Regions from separate parts of the Homo sapiens genome. Here all the other regions are linked to region 1. The links are chromatin loops, found by intact Hi-C in ENCODE. Cell type or tissue: dorsolateral prefrontal cortex. All regions are shown on one strand. Region 1 overlaps FOXG1-AS1 (FOXG1 antisense RNA 1). Region 2 overlaps G2E3-AS1 (G2E3 antisense RNA 1). Region 3 has its middle 390 kb from the start of PRKD1. Region 4 has its middle 290 kb from the start of PRKD1.

Evidence for each region. A loop is a pair of places that touch in the nucleus more often than their neighbours do. Peaks named below come from ENCODE experiments on the same cell type or tissue, not always from the same donor. Only the 100,000 strongest peaks of a DNase experiment are listed, where the experiment ranks them.
Region 2: a loop joins it to region 1, with 8 times the contacts of the local background. A loop is called at or near these places in 18 of 110 quality-filtered maps.
Region 3: it touches region 1 in a loop (12-fold over the local background); 74 of 110 quality-filtered maps call a loop at or near these places.
Region 4: it touches region 1 in a loop (6-fold over the local background); 60 of 110 quality-filtered maps call a loop at or near these places.

Annotation. Positions count from the first base shown.
Region 1 is chr14:28,752,858-28,755,357 of GRCh38, forward strand. The region is part of intron 2 of FOXG1-AS1 (FOXG1 antisense RNA 1); the gene reads right to left. Among named protein-coding and RNA genes, the nearest start is that of FOXG1-AS1, 11 kb to the right of the region's middle. In dorsolateral prefrontal cortex, CTCF peaks have their summits at 1,562 (motif pointing right) and 1,769; a DNase peak (open chromatin) is centred at 1,554; H3K4me3 peaks cover 790 bases; H3K27ac peaks cover 822 bases.
Region 2 is chr14:30,442,311-30,444,810 of GRCh38, forward strand. The region is part of intron 3 of G2E3-AS1 (G2E3 antisense RNA 1); the gene reads right to left. The region is part of intron 3 of LOC112267868 (a long non-coding RNA gene); the gene reads right to left. Among named protein-coding and RNA genes, the nearest start is that of G2E3, 120 kb to the right of the region's middle. In dorsolateral prefrontal cortex, CTCF peaks have their summits at 1,295 (motif pointing left) and 1,501; no DNase peak of the experiment used is centred here.
Region 3 is chr14:29,535,968-29,538,467 of GRCh38, forward strand. No RefSeq gene overlaps it. Among named protein-coding and RNA genes, the nearest start is that of PRKD1, 390 kb to the right of the region's middle. In dorsolateral prefrontal cortex, a CTCF peak has its summit at 1,138 (motif pointing left); no DNase peak of the experiment used is centred here.
Region 4 is chr14:30,213,082-30,215,581 of GRCh38, forward strand. No RefSeq gene overlaps it. Among named protein-coding and RNA genes, the nearest start is that of PRKD1, 290 kb to the left of the region's middle. In dorsolateral prefrontal cortex, CTCF peaks have their summits at 1,551 (motif pointing left) and 1,752; no DNase peak of the experiment used is centred here.

The sequences.
Region 1 (2,500 bases):
AAGAAATTTATTCACAGGGACACAGAAGCAGAGAGAAAAATGTGGGCTATCTGCAGCCAGAATACTTTGGCTCTGGTTCCTAATAATAATAATAATAATAATAATAATTAATCATCACCATGAGGATATGGGAACATGTTAGAAAACTTGAATACAGCTGCCTCAGCTTTGTGTTCAGTTTGGTCCTATCTCACATTATGATTTTTCTGGATGGATAGCAAGGGAGAGCTGAGTGCATGCCAATGAGTTAGTAAATGGTGACTAGAGTGTCTGAGATTTTTGTTATTTTTAAAAGCAGAAAAAGGGAAAGAACAAGACAGGAAGATAGAGAAGATGGAGGGCTGGCTCATCAATTCTCATTTCTGATGAGATGCCTAACTAGAGAACTCAGGAGTGATAGAGAAGAGTTGCAAATAACAATGAAGACACCACAAGAGAGTCTTCTCAAATGAAGGTTGATGATTTATTGACTTAAAAATCTTTTGAATTATAAGGGATAGCAGATTCAACTTTCTGATTTTGTGCATAAGAAAACTAAGGTTCAAGAGAAGTGTTGTGACTACCTCAAATTCCCCTAGGTGTTAACAACTTGTATATTTATCTTACTATTCTAGAACTAGCTAGATAGCATGCCAGTGACCAAATTTTATAGTAAAATCTAGGAAATATTGGTGAAAAATAGAATAAACAAAATTGGTTTCCCTTAAAGTTACAAAACATGAATCCATATACCAGTAGTCATCAGCTGCTTTGCTATTAGGAAATTAAACACACACTTCAGCAAGTGCATGCACAAACTACACCCACGCACATGGCCAGCTTACAGTCACAGGGAATGAGAAGAGGTCTACTCTCTCTCTCTCTCTAACATCTTAAATGCCAAGCAAATGCCGAAATTGTTATTCTGAAAAGTTTGGGGCTCTGCAGTCTACCATTGCTAAGATTTTTCCTGTGCCCAGATAGTTCATTTAATCTTTGCTGTAAGAAGAAGAAACAGAATCCATATAGACATAGGAATTCCATTTCTTTGAATTATAAAATATTTTCAGCCAAGGTAATATAGACAGGGCATATATGTGATTACTTAAAACATGGTGTTATTTTTAGTATGTTCCCTGCTATTCACTAGATAATTATCTCCAATCAAAGTGGTTAGTTCAGATAAAAGAAAATATCAAAAATAAATTTTTTTCAATTTTGTTAAGTATTTGTGTAGAAACATATTTAGTGATAATTTGGAAAATTAGGTAAATAAATTGCAACCCCCCTCAAAATAAAATTACTTTTTAGAACTAGTTCCTTGACATGGAATTTAAAGCATTGGAAGAATACTCATAACAAACTTTAATTGCCCTATGTGCAGATTTGAGGTAAAAACCGTTGTCTCTCTATGTCTTATTACCATAATCAAAGCTTAGAATTTTTTTTATTATCAAAAGACTATTGTGTGCCCGACAGACAGTCAAGATTTATTAGAAAAGCCTCCATGGCTCTCCCCTCCAAAAACTCAGTAAACAATCCCACACCTTCACTGCTACTATTGAGCATTATGGGCACTAGATGTCGCTGCTGCTGTTAGAATGAGATTTTCTTCCTGCTTCCCAGCCCCACCTCCCCAAAAATTTTTTCCAAAGATTCTTATGGTTTTTAAAGTTATATTTTAGTGGTAGTGTTGTTGGGAATTTGATGAATGAATGATATTTTATATATTAGTGATTGCAGGTCACTTATTTTCCAGATTAAGAAAAAACTGGAAAGATGAAGTAACTTGCCTAAGGATCCATAGGAAAAGAGTGCTAGAGCCAGAGTCGGGAAAACAGTTCTCGTGTCTACACTTCACCAGCTTTTAAGAAGTAAACGTGTTCCAGCTGTGAACAATGACGATATTCATCTTTTTAAGTCAAAACCCACTGGGTAATATTTATTACCCTTTAAGTCAGTTTCAGTTTGCATTGCCCCTGATGGTCTTCTCCTTGGACACTAGGTATGTATTAATCATGAGGGCAGATGATTTTCCCAGGCTAAATTTACTTGAAAGGGTAAGAAGCCTAATAGACGGTCATTATCTAAATTAAGGTGATTCCGTGCTCCAGAAAATCTCCCCATAGAAGAAAAATGTCAACAAGCTCAGGAGACTCTCCCTCATAAAGTTATTAAAACTAAACAAGCATACACAACACCCACACACAATCCAATACAGAGGAGATCTCCAACCCAGCTTCCCTGTCAATACAAAAGAAAGCCAGTGGAGTTTTCTTCAGAAGCCTGGGGCTAGGAAGGGTGCAGAAGGACTGTGAGGGCAATCCCCAACTGCTTTCACCGACTAAGGTGAGGAGAAAGGAAAGTCATGACTGGGGGAAAAAAAAAAGAAGAAGAAGAAGGCAAGTTAACTAAGAGAGGCAACCAATCTACGCTGAAGCTTCCATAGTCCTGCTCTCTAGAGAAAACCAAAAATTCACCACCCCGCTTGACGGATTGGCAGGCAAGAGAAAGAGGGGAA
Region 2 (2,500 bases), 1.7 Mb after region 1:
TTGTTTTGGGTTGATAACATTTGAAATGTGATGATCAATGTCATTTATCTTCCTCTGTTTAAAAATGTTGCAGAAATTACCTAAGATATGTGGATGCTGATGGGAGCTTGCTGATTTGGTTTGGTCTTCATTGTTTCTGAACGAAGAGTGACTATTTTATCACAAGTAAACCCATGGTTGTCATCTGTAATGCTCTCTATTATTTTTGAGTTTTTACACTGAGAATATGTTATAACAGCCATCTAAAAGGACAGAAGAAATTTAAAATTAGGCATTTTAGTCATAAATCCTGTGAACAGGAATTATTTAATAGCCTCTGCTATTTTGAAAGGGCAGCAATTGAAAAAAAACATTTTAGAAAAAGAAACAATCTAAAAAATTTAGTCAGATTTTTGTTTACAAACTGTTGTGTTATGGCTTGTCCCGTGTGAAGTTTAAGAAAAATAGTACCACACATCTTAAAAAACCAAACACCACAGTAGAGAGCAATAATGTAGAATATAGTACAAAGGTTTATTTCCAAGAGCCCACTGCCTAATTTAAATGTCTTTTGACTGGCCAATCATTTTCACTGGTATGCCAAAATGACTGGAAACAAGCTTCCTCTAACCCCTCACTCTAGTTATTAACTGAGCCAATCAGAAAAAAAAAGACCGATTTTTAATCTACACAGTAAACAGGTTCATACATTTAAAGAAACATGGCTCTCTTAGCTGCCCTTTGTTAGATTAGAGAAAAGAAATCTATTTCATCCTCAAGGAAAAGTTATTTCCTTTGTTTTCTGACATATAAAATGAACTATAAACAGCTTTACCGTAATAAATTAAAATGTCCTAAAAATCATCCCAATACTATAAGAGATTTTTATTCATTAACCATGACTAAAAGACATTCAATGATGAAAGCTATATTAGGCTAAAAAATATTGTTCAGAAAGGAGTTGCAGGATTCTGTCCTTTTTTTACTCCACGTATTATATAAAAGGAGAGCTGAAAATCATCTGGAAATAATTTTTAAGCATTTTAAACAGGGCCCCTGATATTAATTTTCTCCTCACATTTATATTAAGAAGCTAATAAAATATGGATTACATAAAGTCAAAAGATCCATATAAGCCTTCACTTGTTATATAAAGGGCCAGAACCTTATGTAATATGCATTTTCTTACTAATTCTTCAAATTTTAAATGCTTTGTGTGATAACGAGGAATACTGAATAATGGGGTTTAAATGTTTCTAAAAACTGAATATGCACAGAGCGTTTGAGCTACTATTGCCAGTAGTTTGGTGACATCTAGTGGAAATAGCGACTTCAGCCTACCTTCCTGAGTTAACTTTAAATCCTATAGCAAAGGGAAAGTGTTTAGAAGATGGCTAAATCATCAATTCCCTACCTTCTTTGCTAAGTAACAAGAGTGAGCGAATTTAGCTAAGCCTTCTGAAGAAAAATAAAATCCACCCCAATTACTGTGAACAAATCTGTTCTAATTATAAAATACACGGTCTTTGTAAAGAATTTGGAATACGCAAAAACATACAAGAAAATAAAATTATCCATAATCCTTCCACCCGCAAGTAAACACCAGTGATATTGTATGTCTTTTCTTCTAAGCTTCATAATATATTCTTGTTGGTGTTGTTTTTTTTACTAAGTTTGGTTATTATAAATATATAATTTTATATCCTAATTTTTTTAACATTATGTGAGCAGTTTTTGTATTTATCAGGTATGAAAAATAATCTTAGTTATGAGAGGCAGAGAACTATATCATCACTTATTTTTCAAAGTAGGATGCAGCAAGCCAACAATTCTGTGAATCCTGTATGGCAATCCATGAATGATAGAAAAACATGGTTCCAATAAAGTTCTTTTATTAGCACAATACACAAAAAGACCATGTTATTTATAGAAATGTTAAAAATGTGTTTTACATCTACAAAATTTTAAGGACTTACTATATTATCAGACACTAAGGGTATCGTAAATGAGTGAGACCCAGACCTTACCGTAAGACACGAGTAGTCTGATAGGGAAGATTTAAATATTGTTTAAGACAATGGAATTATGATCAGCCTGTGAACTGTAACAAAGGAGGGAGGTATTTAGAGAATAGGTAAATGGAAAATCTTCAAACAGAAGATAATGCCTGTGTAGGACTTGGAAAAGTGAGTAAGAATGAAGGGTGTTTCACATAGAAGAAAGCCTAGACGAAAACAAGAAGCATGGAATGGCCTGGTGTAGGCTGGTATCCCTGGAGAAAAGTCATCACTTCAGAAGATGTGACTAGAAAGGTGAGCAGAAGCAGATGGCTGAAGATCTTTATCATGGAGGTTATGAAAACCCACTAAAACTTCTTTTTTAGTAACATGATTACATTAGCATTTTATAAAATCATGCTGACTGAAGTGTGGAAAATGAACAGCAGAGGAAAAGACCAGCCAGTGGGCTGTTGTAGCAATTCAGGGGGGAGACAGTAAGGCCTGGACTAAGAAAAAGCAAT
Region 3 (2,500 bases), 780 kb after region 1:
CTCGGCCTCCCAAAGTGCTGGGATTACAGGCATGAGCCACCACGCCCTGTCAAATCTGGCTGAATTCTTAAATCGAATGTAGTCATGTGTCACCTAACGACAGGGATGTTCTGAGAAGTGCGTCACTGGGTGATTTCATCCTTGTGGGAACATCATAGCTTGTACTCACCCGAATCTAGATGGTGTAGCCTAGGACACATCTAGGCTATATGAAATAGCCTATGTTACCGTACTGAATACAGTAAGAAATTGTAATGTAATGGTATTTTTTATCTAAACATACCTAAAAATAGAAAAGGTACAGTAAAAATATGATATTATAATCTTATGGGACCATTGTAGTATATGTGGTCAGTAGTTGACCAAGATGTCATTCATTAGATGGCACATAACTGTGCCAGGAATTAAGAAAGAGGAGACAAAAAGAAGAAGAAAGAAAAAGTGGTAACCCTGACTCTCGCCAAAACAGGATCACACTCATCCCTTGTAGACCCACTTTTTCATGATCTCGACATAATATCCTATATTTGCTTTAAAAATAACAATAATCACAAGAATAGTGGGGAGCGGGAGAAGAGAAGAGTGTGAAATTCAAACACCCATTATCTATTTTGAACAATTCAAATTGAATAGGCCTGAAATTGAAATGGGTATTGTGGCAGTAGTCTTAATGCAAACTTAATGTTTAAGTCCTTCTCAAACTGTTTTTAAAAAATCTCCAGCATTATTTCATCTCTGACAGCTGAAGCATTCAGAAAGACTATTTGTTTCTCTAACATCCTTTTATTGGGGGGTGGTGCTGGAAAATATATGGATCAGCCCATTTTATTCCTTTAAATGTAGTCTTGTTGTTTTTTATAATGGGATTTTAATGCAGATTTATAGGGGATTTTCTTGCAACAGTGATTCAAGCTAACTTGGTATTCACAAAATGAAGACTAATACAGAAAATTCTTTTTCTACTCTTTCTTCCCAAAATAAAAATTATTTGATTTGAAAACAGGAAGTTTTGACTTTGGTTTTTCTCTTTCCTACCCTGTCTGGACACAGTGAACTTGACTGGTATTTGAGGGTACAGAGGGCTGTAAAAAGTTCACATATGGCACACAAATTATTTTGTTAGGGTGCCATCTGCTGGTATCAAACAACCAGAGCATATTTTTTCTTAAAAATTAATTATTTTTTCTATTTAAACTAGACTTAGAAATTTGACTCAAATAACTTTTTGTCCTTTCTCATTTAGAATTATAGTATAGACTATTTTCAAATGGTTGTCTGATGCATAATTCTTAAACACTCCAATATGGTAATAAAATAAGGTATAACTTTATTCTTAATTTAGGAAAATGGAGGCACAAGGCATTGCTTTGACTTACTGGTTCCTGACCTGTTTGGATTCAAGTTTCTTTTCTTTTTTTTTTTTTTTTTTTAGTTTCTATGTCTCCTTTGACATTAAAAATTTTTTTTGTCAAATTTTCCCTACAGAAAAGCAATTTAATTGTTGTGTTTGTGATTACATTGGTTTCAACATGCTTTATTCATCCATTTGCTAAACTTGGTCTCTATGCCATAGCATAAGGTGCATGCACAATTTGTTGCTTTTTTATAAAGCTAGCTTATCAGCATAGCCTTTATCATTTGTGTTCTATATTAATGTTGATCCCTGGTCTTTTCCCCACCTGCCTCTATAAGTGGTAAGGAAAAGCAACTGTTCCCCTTTTTAAAAAAAACCTTTACCACCTACTAGTTATATGTCCTTGAGCAAGTCATTTACTTCCCTGTGGCTAAGTTTTCCTTATCTGTAAGTTGCAGATAATAGCAATCACCCCAGAGTATTAAGGAGTTATTCTGAGTGTTAAAGGAAATCACAGGTATAAAGTTTTAGAATAGTGTCATAACATAATAAACACACAATAATTGTTAACTGTTTTGTCACAGTTGTTATTTAAGCATGTCAAAGAATATTAATGAGAGAATCATAACTTTACAGTAACTCCTGGGATTCTTAGCCTCTTTAGACTGAGAGATACAAAATGAACGTGTGTGTGTGTGTGTGTTTATATTTTGCAGTAGAAGAGCACACTATTATTTTCCTTACCTTCCCTCTGTCCCATTCTATGAGTGCTTAATTGACATGAAATCTCAACTTCCTAAAATTTTGTATAAACCCTTCCATAATCTGACTGTGTACTTCTTGTCCTTTATTTCTCCATATTCTCTTTTTCAAATACTGTGTTTCAGCCATAATGAACTTCCCAATTGCCTGAGTGAATCATGCTTTCACTCTTCAGGCCATTGTACATGCTTTTATTTCTTCTGCCTGAAACACCTCTCCTCTCTACCTGGCTGCTGTGTCACCTGTCACTAGCTGATACCTTCTTTATCTCTCAGCTTCCATGTTAAGAAGTCTTCAGCCAGGCACAGTGGCTCACGCCTGTAATCCCAGCATGTTGGGAGGCCGAGGTGGGCAGATTACCTGAGGTCAGGAGTTCGAGACCAA
Region 4 (2,500 bases), 1.5 Mb after region 1:
TCTCTGTCCATATACACTCTCTCTATATATATAGTAGGACAAATGCTGTTTCAGTAGCATTCTTATATATGATATTTGCCCTATTTACAAACAAGAAACAAAATAAGAATAAATCAAAGTGAAATTTTCTTCCTTGGCACATTACAGGTTTTTATTCTACAGTTAGTGGAAAACTTCTTTATTTCTAAACTGTATTTACCAGATAAATAATCACATAGCACTTGAATTCAAACCTTTGATCTAAATTTCCCAGATTCCTGAGACCAAAATGTTTTCAGAAAAGAGCTTGAAATGGTATAAAATATGAAGCATTTTCTTTATAATTGTATGGTATAGTAAAAAAAGTTTAGGAATTAGAATCAAAATACTAGTTTTGAGTGCTGGAAATACCACTAATTGACTATGATCTAGGCAAATTATTAATAATTTCTAAATCTCAGTTCCTCACCTGCAAAAAAATCCAAATGGCAGGATCATTGTAAGAACCAAATAAGATATTGTGGATGAAAGTGTGTCAGGAACTATAAACCATTATACCAATAGTTATTATTATTAACATCATCTTTGTAATAAAGGAGATGTGTATTATGTTACATAGTGTTTGGGTTATTTTTGTTTTGGTTTGGTTTTGTGTTTTTTTAGATCTCTTTCATTACCCAGCACAATGCTTGGCACATAGTAGATGACAAATGTTTGTTCAATGAAAGAATGAATAAAAAGATAATGCTTCTGACCATATATATTGACAGGATGTGTGCTTTGAATTACTTTTCTAGAAGTGGTGAAGAATCTTTGTAGAGCTGGTTAAGTGGATTTTCCGTGTGCGATCCTGGGATTTTTTTTTTTGTTTGTTTTCTTCTTTTCTGTAGCATACCAACTGACTCTGACTGGAATCAAACCTATGCCCTTAGTGTCTCAGGTAGCAGTTGCTCTAACCAAGGAAGTGAATCAATCCAGACTAAAGAGAAAAGATGATAGTATATACTGAGCCTAGTCCTATAGGCTACAATGTGTGCAGGCTTCATAGGCCCACTTTCTAAATGATGAGTAAGAAAATGGGGAGGCATTATTTGCCTCTTTAAGAAAAGCACATATAATGAGCTCACACTTTCACCTTCCACCCATCAAAACAGTGAGTCAGAGAATCACAGAATGCTGCTTTCTTCCAAAGTCCCTTGTATCCAGACTTTCAGACATATCGTACCCCTCACTTCCCTAAATTTTCACCTCTATGGAATGCACACAGACATATGGGTAAATCAACAACAACCCTCAAGGAAGCTATAACCACCCAGCGTGTACATTTTGCAACTCTTTCAACTCGCTTCCCATCCTGCCCATCCCCTACACAAATCAGGTTTGAATGCCCAGGCTTGTCACCTGGTATACAAAAATGCAGTCTAACACTGTATTTATTAGCAACCCTTTTCCCTTATGTTTAATTTATTGTTACATTTTTTAAATGTACAAACAGTTATACCAGTTTTATACACAAAACCACAGGTACCGTTTTGTATCTGTCAAAATTCCAGCAGCCTGTGGAGAGAGACAGTTGAATAGATGTCCTATGCTGCCATCTAGTGCTTTTGTCAAGACACGGACTTGTTCATTTTTCTGGAAATGAGGAAACAAAGGCAGCTCAAGGCACCCAAATTCTGGAAGAGCTACTGATATGCATTATTAAACAGATGCATTTATGACACTTGGACCACATTCCCTGGAACCAAGCAACTTAACTTGTTTTCACACAATGGCAGCTTACACCCCTGCTCTTGACTGGCAAAGCTCTGGCCTACCCTGGAGGCACCTGGTTTAAATCCAAACTGACTGGGCAAGCAAAATGCCCCTCTGAGCCCCTTTCTACAGCTCCCATCTGGCCAAGGTTCTCTTGGCATGTCTCTTCCTCCAGGAGGGACAGTTTTATCTGAATGACTTGCCTATTACTTCAATTCTGATAGAAGGCACAAAGGAGTCAGATGGCTTAAAAAAATCATTATCTTTAAAATTGACTAAAACAGCAGCCATTTTCCTTATAGTGGCCAAAAGTGAAGCTTCTGAATTTGTCTTGCTCCTCAGCTCACGGGATTTGTGTCACTCGTTAGATCCCAGATCCTTTTCTGAATCCCCCCCTTTATCTTTTCTTGGATCTCAAAAGTACCTTTCTTCTCCTCAATTAATCAATCAGCACATCTCTGTGTTGCACACACGCTATGCTAAAAGCACTATATCAGACACCGGTTAGTGGGTGGATAAATCAAATGAAAATAACCTTTCCATCTGCGTCTCTGATCACTTCCTGCCTCTGGCCTCAAAGAAGCTTCACCATCCGCCTCCTTGCTACTCTTTAACCCTTTCCTCTTTCATGCTTCTTTTTCTTTTCCTTTAACTATACACAAACCTCTCTTCTAGTTAAAATAAATATAAGAACTTTACTTGAACCCTCCACACTTTCCTGCTACCAGCAAATTTCTTCCTTCCGTGGTTGTATCTTTTTGTATTT